2 separate regions of the Homo sapiens genome follow, and region 2 is linked to region 1. Evidence: chromatin contacts called from ENCODE Hi-C or POLR2A ChIA-PET data. All regions are on one chromosome and are shown on one strand. The core of a region is the stretch at or near the end of the contact, and the rest is flanking DNA. Distances in the headings are between cores, read along the strand shown.

Region 1 (2,630 bases), core at 131-2,630:
GGCCGAGCGCGCGTCCGGCCTGTTCTCGCGCGCATCCGCGAACTCCCTGGACACTAACACGCCGAAGTCAGCGTCCTCGCTGCAGCCGCCCCACTTCCAGCCTTCGCCAGGCGGCCCCTTATGATGCGAGTCACAGCCGCAAATGGTGGAGGTGCCCTCGGCGCAGGAGCGGGTGACGGCGAAGGCCACGCCGGCCGAGGCGATGGCGTGAACGAAGGCCGACTCGCGGGTGGCTGCGGGGAGGTCGTGGGGAGGCAGCACTCAGGACCCGGCCTGGGAGCGCCTGCCCTGCCTCCACCTCCCAGGCCAGGACGTGAGGGGAACGAGGCCAGGAAGAGTTGAAGAGCTCACCAGCCCTGAGGCAAGAGGGAGGCAGCTTCCCCACCCTCTTTGGCTGGTTTAGACCCAGTTGGGTATTCCCACTTCACCGATGAGCAAACTGAGGCCCTGGGCTGCTGATTAGCTCAGGACCTCAAATGCCACAGGGCAAAGCAGTGCCTGTTAGAAACAGGCGCCGACACCAAACCTCTGGCAGGTTGCTGCAGAGATAAGGCAGCCACTTCTGTCCTGGTCCCACACCCCCTGCCCTCCACCTTCCCAAAGTCCAGAGACCACCCTGCACAGGCCTGAGCCCTCCCACGCCTGAGTGAGATCCAGGTCTGTAAGGAGGGAGGCCTGGGAATCTACAGCCTAAACCTGCCCAGGCCCACCCCTTCCGCACGTGGATGCATAGGGACGGCCCCTCTCCTTTTCTCGGTCTCAGTCGCCCTTTTTGTAAAATGGACACGGCTTCCCTCCGCTCCTAGAGCCCCTCACCAGGAGGGCAGTGGCCCGTGCCTCAGTCTCCCCATCCCCATTCTCCTGCCCTCACGCCCAGGCACGGCCAACTCCCTCCCAGAAGGGTAGGGACACCGGGCAGTTCCCCTGGTTCTGTCCCAGGGTCCAGCGCAGGGAAAGGAGAGACTCTCAAGGGTGTGCTCCAGCCTCCTCACAACGGTCATCGTCTCTGCATGTGCTTCATTCACATGGAAAGTTTTACTCATTTTATAGATGTGGACATTGACGATTAGGGAGGCCAAGGCCTGCAAGACCTGCAGCCCAACCATCTCTCTCCTCATGGCAGGACCCGGGAGCCGGAGGTGACTCGCCACCTGACACAGGCTGTGAAACGCCGGGCCGGCCTAGTCGGCAAAATTGGTCATAAATGTGACCAAATTTATTTAGAAGCCAGGCGCCCGCCTCCCCTCCTGGGCTGTGGGCCGAGTGCTGCAAGAAGGAAGCCCGGGACCCCTCTTGGCTCCCGCGGCCGCTCTCCGCGGCCCCCACGCCCTCCTGCGCCACCTACAGAGGGGCCCGTCCCACTTCCAACGACGGGAGGGCGAAGAGTGCAGAGCTGGTCCCGCCCGCGCCCCGCGCCTGCGCTGCCAGGGCCGACCGAGGACGGCGGCAAGGGGGCCCGACGTCCCGCGTCCAGTTGTGCTCCCGGCCTCGGGGTCCCAGCCGCGCCGCTCACTCGCCCCAATCCTAGACGCCCCAGCCCTGGGGGCGCCTCGGGGAAGAGGGGCCGAGGGCGGGTTCACAGGGCGGGCGCCCCTCGTTTCCGGCCGGCCTGCGGCCTCTCGCGGCGGCAGCGGCGCCCGGGCCCCGGGCCGCGCTGGGTTCCCAGCCCCGGGAACGCGGGGGCGGCGGGGGCGGGGCGGGGATTAGCCTGGGAGCGGCGCTGACAGCCCCGCTGTGCCTTCCCCGTCCGGCGGGGCCCGCTGGGCCGCTCAATCCGCCTTTGTTCGCGCGGTGTCACACCGCATTACCCGCATAATGCGGCCGCCGGGCCCGGGCCGCCGGGCCGGCCGCCACCGCGTAGCAACGGGCGGCTCCCGCGGCCGGGCCGCGCCCCCGGCCCCGGCGCCGGGCCGCGAAATCCCCATTGAAGCGGCGCCCCCCGCCCCCGCGCCGCGCCGCGCCGCGCCGCGCCGAATGGCCAGAGGGCGTGTGAATGGCGCGGCGGCCGCGCGGTGGGGGGGCGGTGCTCGGGCGCTTTTCAGGCCGCCCAGGCCCCTCCGGCGCCCGCCCCCGCCCCTGCCCCCGCCCCCGCCTGGGGAAGCGCCTCGGGCCCGCCGCGCCGCCGCCGCGCCTCGCCCCTTCCGGCCGCCGACCCCGCCGCCCCCAGACTCGCGGAAGACGCGCGCCCCGGGCTGCCCGACCCGCTGCGCCCCGGGTCTCAAAGCGCGGGGCAGAGATTAACCCTTGGCCGCCCACGCGGCGGTGGTGTGGGGACTCGCCGGGGGCGGGGTGCAAACGTGGGGCCGGAGCTGGGCGCGAACCTGGGTTCAAGGTCCGGGCTCTGGGCACCGACCGGGGCGCGTATGCGCTCGCGGCGTCTTCCGGGATGCTCTCCTCGCCGCCGCCAGCAAATTCCCAAACTCTCGGGCACACATCGCCCCTCCCCCCGCAACCCAAACCTGTCCTCGGGCCATCTAGGGACCGGGGCGTGTGCCAGAACCTACGGTGGTGACTTAAAACGTTCAACGCGGAGTGAATGGGTAGCGCTCCCAGAGCCGCTTTCCCCTGGCTCTTGGCCGGAGACGGGAAGAGCGATCAGAGGTGACTCGCTTTTGGGGAGCGCGTCTAGA
Region 2 (3,801 bases), core at 930-3,429, 150 kb after region 1:
TTGTTTCTGCTTTTTTTTTTCAGCCCTTTTCTGTCTATAAAGATAATCTCCTCTGCTCAGCTCATCAGAATACTCATTCTATTTTATAGAATAAGGTGTTGCCTGGTGCTAGAATCGCAAATAGCCAGTTAAGATCTGTAACTGTGTTGTATTAAAGGAGAGAAGGTTAGCACTCCCTTTGACAAGGATGGAAGAGGCCCTTGGGCCTGACAACACGCATACGGTTAAGGCATTACCACCTACTTCGTGGGATCTAACCATCGTTTTTGAAATGGTGCTGGGAAAACTAGCTAGCCATATGTAGAAAGCTGAAACTGGATCCCTTCCTTACACCTTATACAAAAATCAATTCAAGATGGATTAAAGACTTACATGTTAGACCTAAAACCATAAAAACCCTAGAAGAAAACCTAGGCAATACCATTCAGGACATAGGCATGGGCAAGGACTTCATGTCTAAAACACCAAAAGCAATGACAACGAAAGCCAAAATTGACAAATGGGATCTAATTAAACTAAAGAGCTTCTGCACAGCAAAAGAAACTACCATCAGAGTGAACAGGCAACCTACAGAATGGGAGAAAATTTTTGCAATCTACTCATCTGACAAAGAGCTAATATCCAGAATCTACAATGAACTCAAACAAATTTACAAGAAAAAAACAAACAACCCCATCAACAAGTGGGCGAAGGATATGAACAGACACTTCTCAAAAGAAGACATTTATGCAGCCAACAGACACATGAAAAAATGCTCATCATCACTGGCCATCAGAGAAATGCAAATCAAAACCACAATGAGATACCATCTCACACCAGTTAGAATGGCGACCATTAAAAAGTCAGGAAACAACAGCTGCTGGAGAGGATGTGGAGAAATAAGAACACTTTTACACTGTTGGTGGGACTGTTAACTGGTTCAACCATTGTGGAAGACAGTGTGGAGATTTCTCAGGGATCTAGAACTAGAAATACCATTTGACCCAGCCATCCCATTACTGGGTATATACCCAAAGGATTATAAATCATGCTGCTATAAAGACACATTTACATGTATGTTTATTGCAGCACTATTCACAATAGCAAAGACCTGGAACCAACCCAAATGTCCAACAATGACAGACTGGATTAAGAAAATGTGGCATATATACACCATGGAATACTATGCAGCCATAAAAAATGATGAGTTCATGTCCTTTGTAGGGACACGGATGAAGCTGGAAACCAACATTCTCAGCAAACTATCGCAAGGACAAAAAAACAAACATTACATGTTCTCACTCATAGGTGGGAACTGAACGATGAGAACACTTGGACACAGGAAGGGGGACATCACACTTCGGGGCCTGTTGTGGGGTGGGGAGAGGGGGAAGGGATAGCATTAGGAGATATACCTAATGTAAATGACGAGTTAATGGGTGCAGCACACCAACATGGCACATGTATACATATGTAACAACCCTGCACGTTGTGCACATGTACCCTAGAACTTAAAGTATAATAATAAAAAATAATAAAATAAAGAAAAAAAATCTATAACTACATTTCTTGTAATTTTGTCTTTTGAGAGTATACATATCTTATTTCCTTTCCCAGACCAGAACCTCTTTGAGGGCAGGAGGAACCCGGTTTTCCCTACTTTACACATGACACATAATAACCACTCATTCAATGTAGGTTTACTGGATGGATAAATAGGAATGGGGGGTAGATAGGCGGGAGAGTGAGTAGACAAATGCGAAACAGGAAAAGCTTGCGCCAGGAAAAACAGTGAAGAGCGAAATCTCCAGACCCCCGATTAAATGGTTTAAAGTGAAGCCAAGCAAGAACCTCCAGTCCTCTCTGCGGCAGAGAACAGCAGATGATAGCGGCTCGCCTTCAACTTTGCTCTGAGGACCTCTCGTTAGTATCCCGCGATTGTCCTTCCTAACGCCTGACTGAATCCTGAGGCTAGCCTTCAGCGAACATGTACACCGCCTTGCCCTTCACGTGAAGCCGAGCCTGTGACTACACTTATCCTTCCGTCGCCGGCCTCATTTCTCCTTCCCCTTCTCCGATCTCGCAACCACTGCTAGTAAGGCGCGCGTGCGGGCAGCCCTGGCCGGCAGGGGAGGGAGGGTCCTGCGACCGGAAGCCGGAAACCGGAAGGGGGGCTGTGAGGACGTGTTCCGAGGAAGCCAGAGCCGGAGCCGTGGCCTGCGGGGCCGGCGACATGGATCCCCTGTTCCAGCAAACGCACAAGTGAGGGCCGGTCGGGGAGCGGGCAGGGGCTAGACGAGGCGAGGCCAGGTGAGCCTGGCTTCTGGGGCTGAGGCCTCGGACGTCAGCCAGGGTAGAGGCCGAGTTTTTCCGCCAGGGCACTGCTGGGGATGCCTCCGAAGTGCTTAATCCTTGGCGGGACTCCCAGGTCAGCCACAGACAGTGGGTTCAGGCTGGGGCCTGGAGACGTGGGGCAGATGACTCCTGGGGTCTGCAAGTTCGTGACTACCTGCTGGGTAGACTGGGTGACGGGAAACTGGCACCTGCAGGTTATAAAACTTTGTCCAGCACTTGTCAACTCGGTGCTCCTGGTTGGTAGACCTCGAGAGGAGACACGGAGTAGGAGACACGGCCCCTGGCCGTAGGAGTGTACTGTTTAATTGGAGAGTCAGGGCACGTACGGGAAAGTATTTGTATTCTTATTCGATTTATACTAAAGACCACATTTTTATGGTACAAAGAAATTGCTGTCCACGTAGCATTCACTATTATTACTTGTTAATCGTATCTGGTTACAGGTTATCGCTAAGAAAATCAAATTGTAATTTAGTTTCTCATAACTTAAATTCCTTGGTAGTGTCCTTTATTCGCATCGTCCTGCACTTTCGGAATTGCTGAGATACGTAGTTGAGTATTAATGGGGCCATACTTACCCTATTTTTGGGGGCGGGGGGCAGAATTATGATTTTTACCCTGTTTTGGAGGGACGGAATTTTATGATTTTTATTTTTTATTGTAAAATATACACAACATAAGATTTACTGTTTTAACAATTTTTAAGTGTACAATTCAGTGACATTGAGTACATTCACAACTTACATCACTACGATCCATTTCCAGAACTTTTTCATCATCCCAGTGTGCCTGTTAATCAGTAGCACTTCATTTCTTCCTTCCAGAACACCTAGTAACCTCTGTTTTACTTCTCTCTATGAGTTTACCTATTCTAGATACTTAATATAAGTGGAGTCATACAGAATTTGTCCTTTTGTATCTGGCTTATTTCACTTAATGTTTTCAGGGTTCATCTATATTGTAGCCTGTTACCAGAATTTCATTCTGTTTTATGACGGAATAATATTCCGTTTTATGTGTCTACCACATTTTGTTATCCATTCATCTGTTGATGGACACTTGAGTTGTTTCCACCATTGGGCTGTTGAGAATAATACTGCTATGAACTCTGGTGTAGAAGTATCTGTTTTAGTTTCTCTTCTCAATTTTTTGAGGTATATACCTATCCTATTGAGAACTTTCAAACTTATGCTGTAGTTTTGTTGATTAAAACACTTAAAATCACACTCCCAAGGCCTGGAAATGAAATGCCCTGAAGCATGAGGAATAAGAGGGTGATGATCCTCTTTCTCTTTCATTTTCTAAGTTTATGGGTTTCTTTTATTTTGGCGATGAGGTGTTTCATTTGGACAGGCGAAAATACAGAACCTACTTTGTAATGACAGAATTTTCTTTTACACTGGGGAGCCCTATTCTCACATAAACGTTATAGGAAGGGACTTAAAACTAGTCTGTGAGTAATTTAGA

What was found. Hi-C counts contacts between places; a loop is a spot of excess contacts on that map. ChIA-PET counts read pairs that join two places held with the same protein, here RNA polymerase II (POLR2A). Pooled maps may share reads with other maps.
Region 2: a loop to region 1 is called in a pooled map, with 5 times the contacts of the local background. The contact joins the promoter of GOSR2 here to the enhancer-like site in region 1. A Hi-C loop is called at or near these places in 1 of 168 maps with a recorded cell type or tissue (HCT116) and 9 of 50 pooled maps. POLR2A ChIA-PET finds 5 or more read pairs at or near these places in 1 of 52 experiments (endothelial cell of umbilical vein).

What each region holds. Positions count from the first base shown.
Region 1 is chr17:46,769,816-46,772,445 of GRCh38, forward strand. It overlaps WNT3 (Wnt family member 3), which reads right to left. Exons shown (of 5, transcript NM_030753.5): 3 at 1-233. It also overlaps a transcript of LRRC37A2 not described here. Among named protein-coding and RNA genes, the nearest start is that of WNT3, 48 kb to the right of the region's middle. RefSeq lists an enhancer at 2,188-2,630. Within about 2 kb of position 1,381, at least 15 of the 41 ENCODE cell types and tissues checked have a DNase peak (open chromatin) inside an H3K27ac peak, as active enhancers do.
Region 2 is chr17:46,920,981-46,924,781 of GRCh38, forward strand. It overlaps GOSR2 (golgi SNAP receptor complex member 2), which reads left to right and starts at 2,180. Exons shown (of 6, transcript NM_004287.5): 1 at 2,180-2,241. The coding sequence starts at 2,213. It overlaps GOSR2-DT (GOSR2 divergent transcript), which reads right to left and starts at 1,891. Exons shown (of 3, transcript NR_186460.1): 1 at 1,831-1,891. It also overlaps a transcript of LRRC37A2 not described here and the pseudogene RNU6ATAC3P. RefSeq lists an enhancer at 2,156-2,880.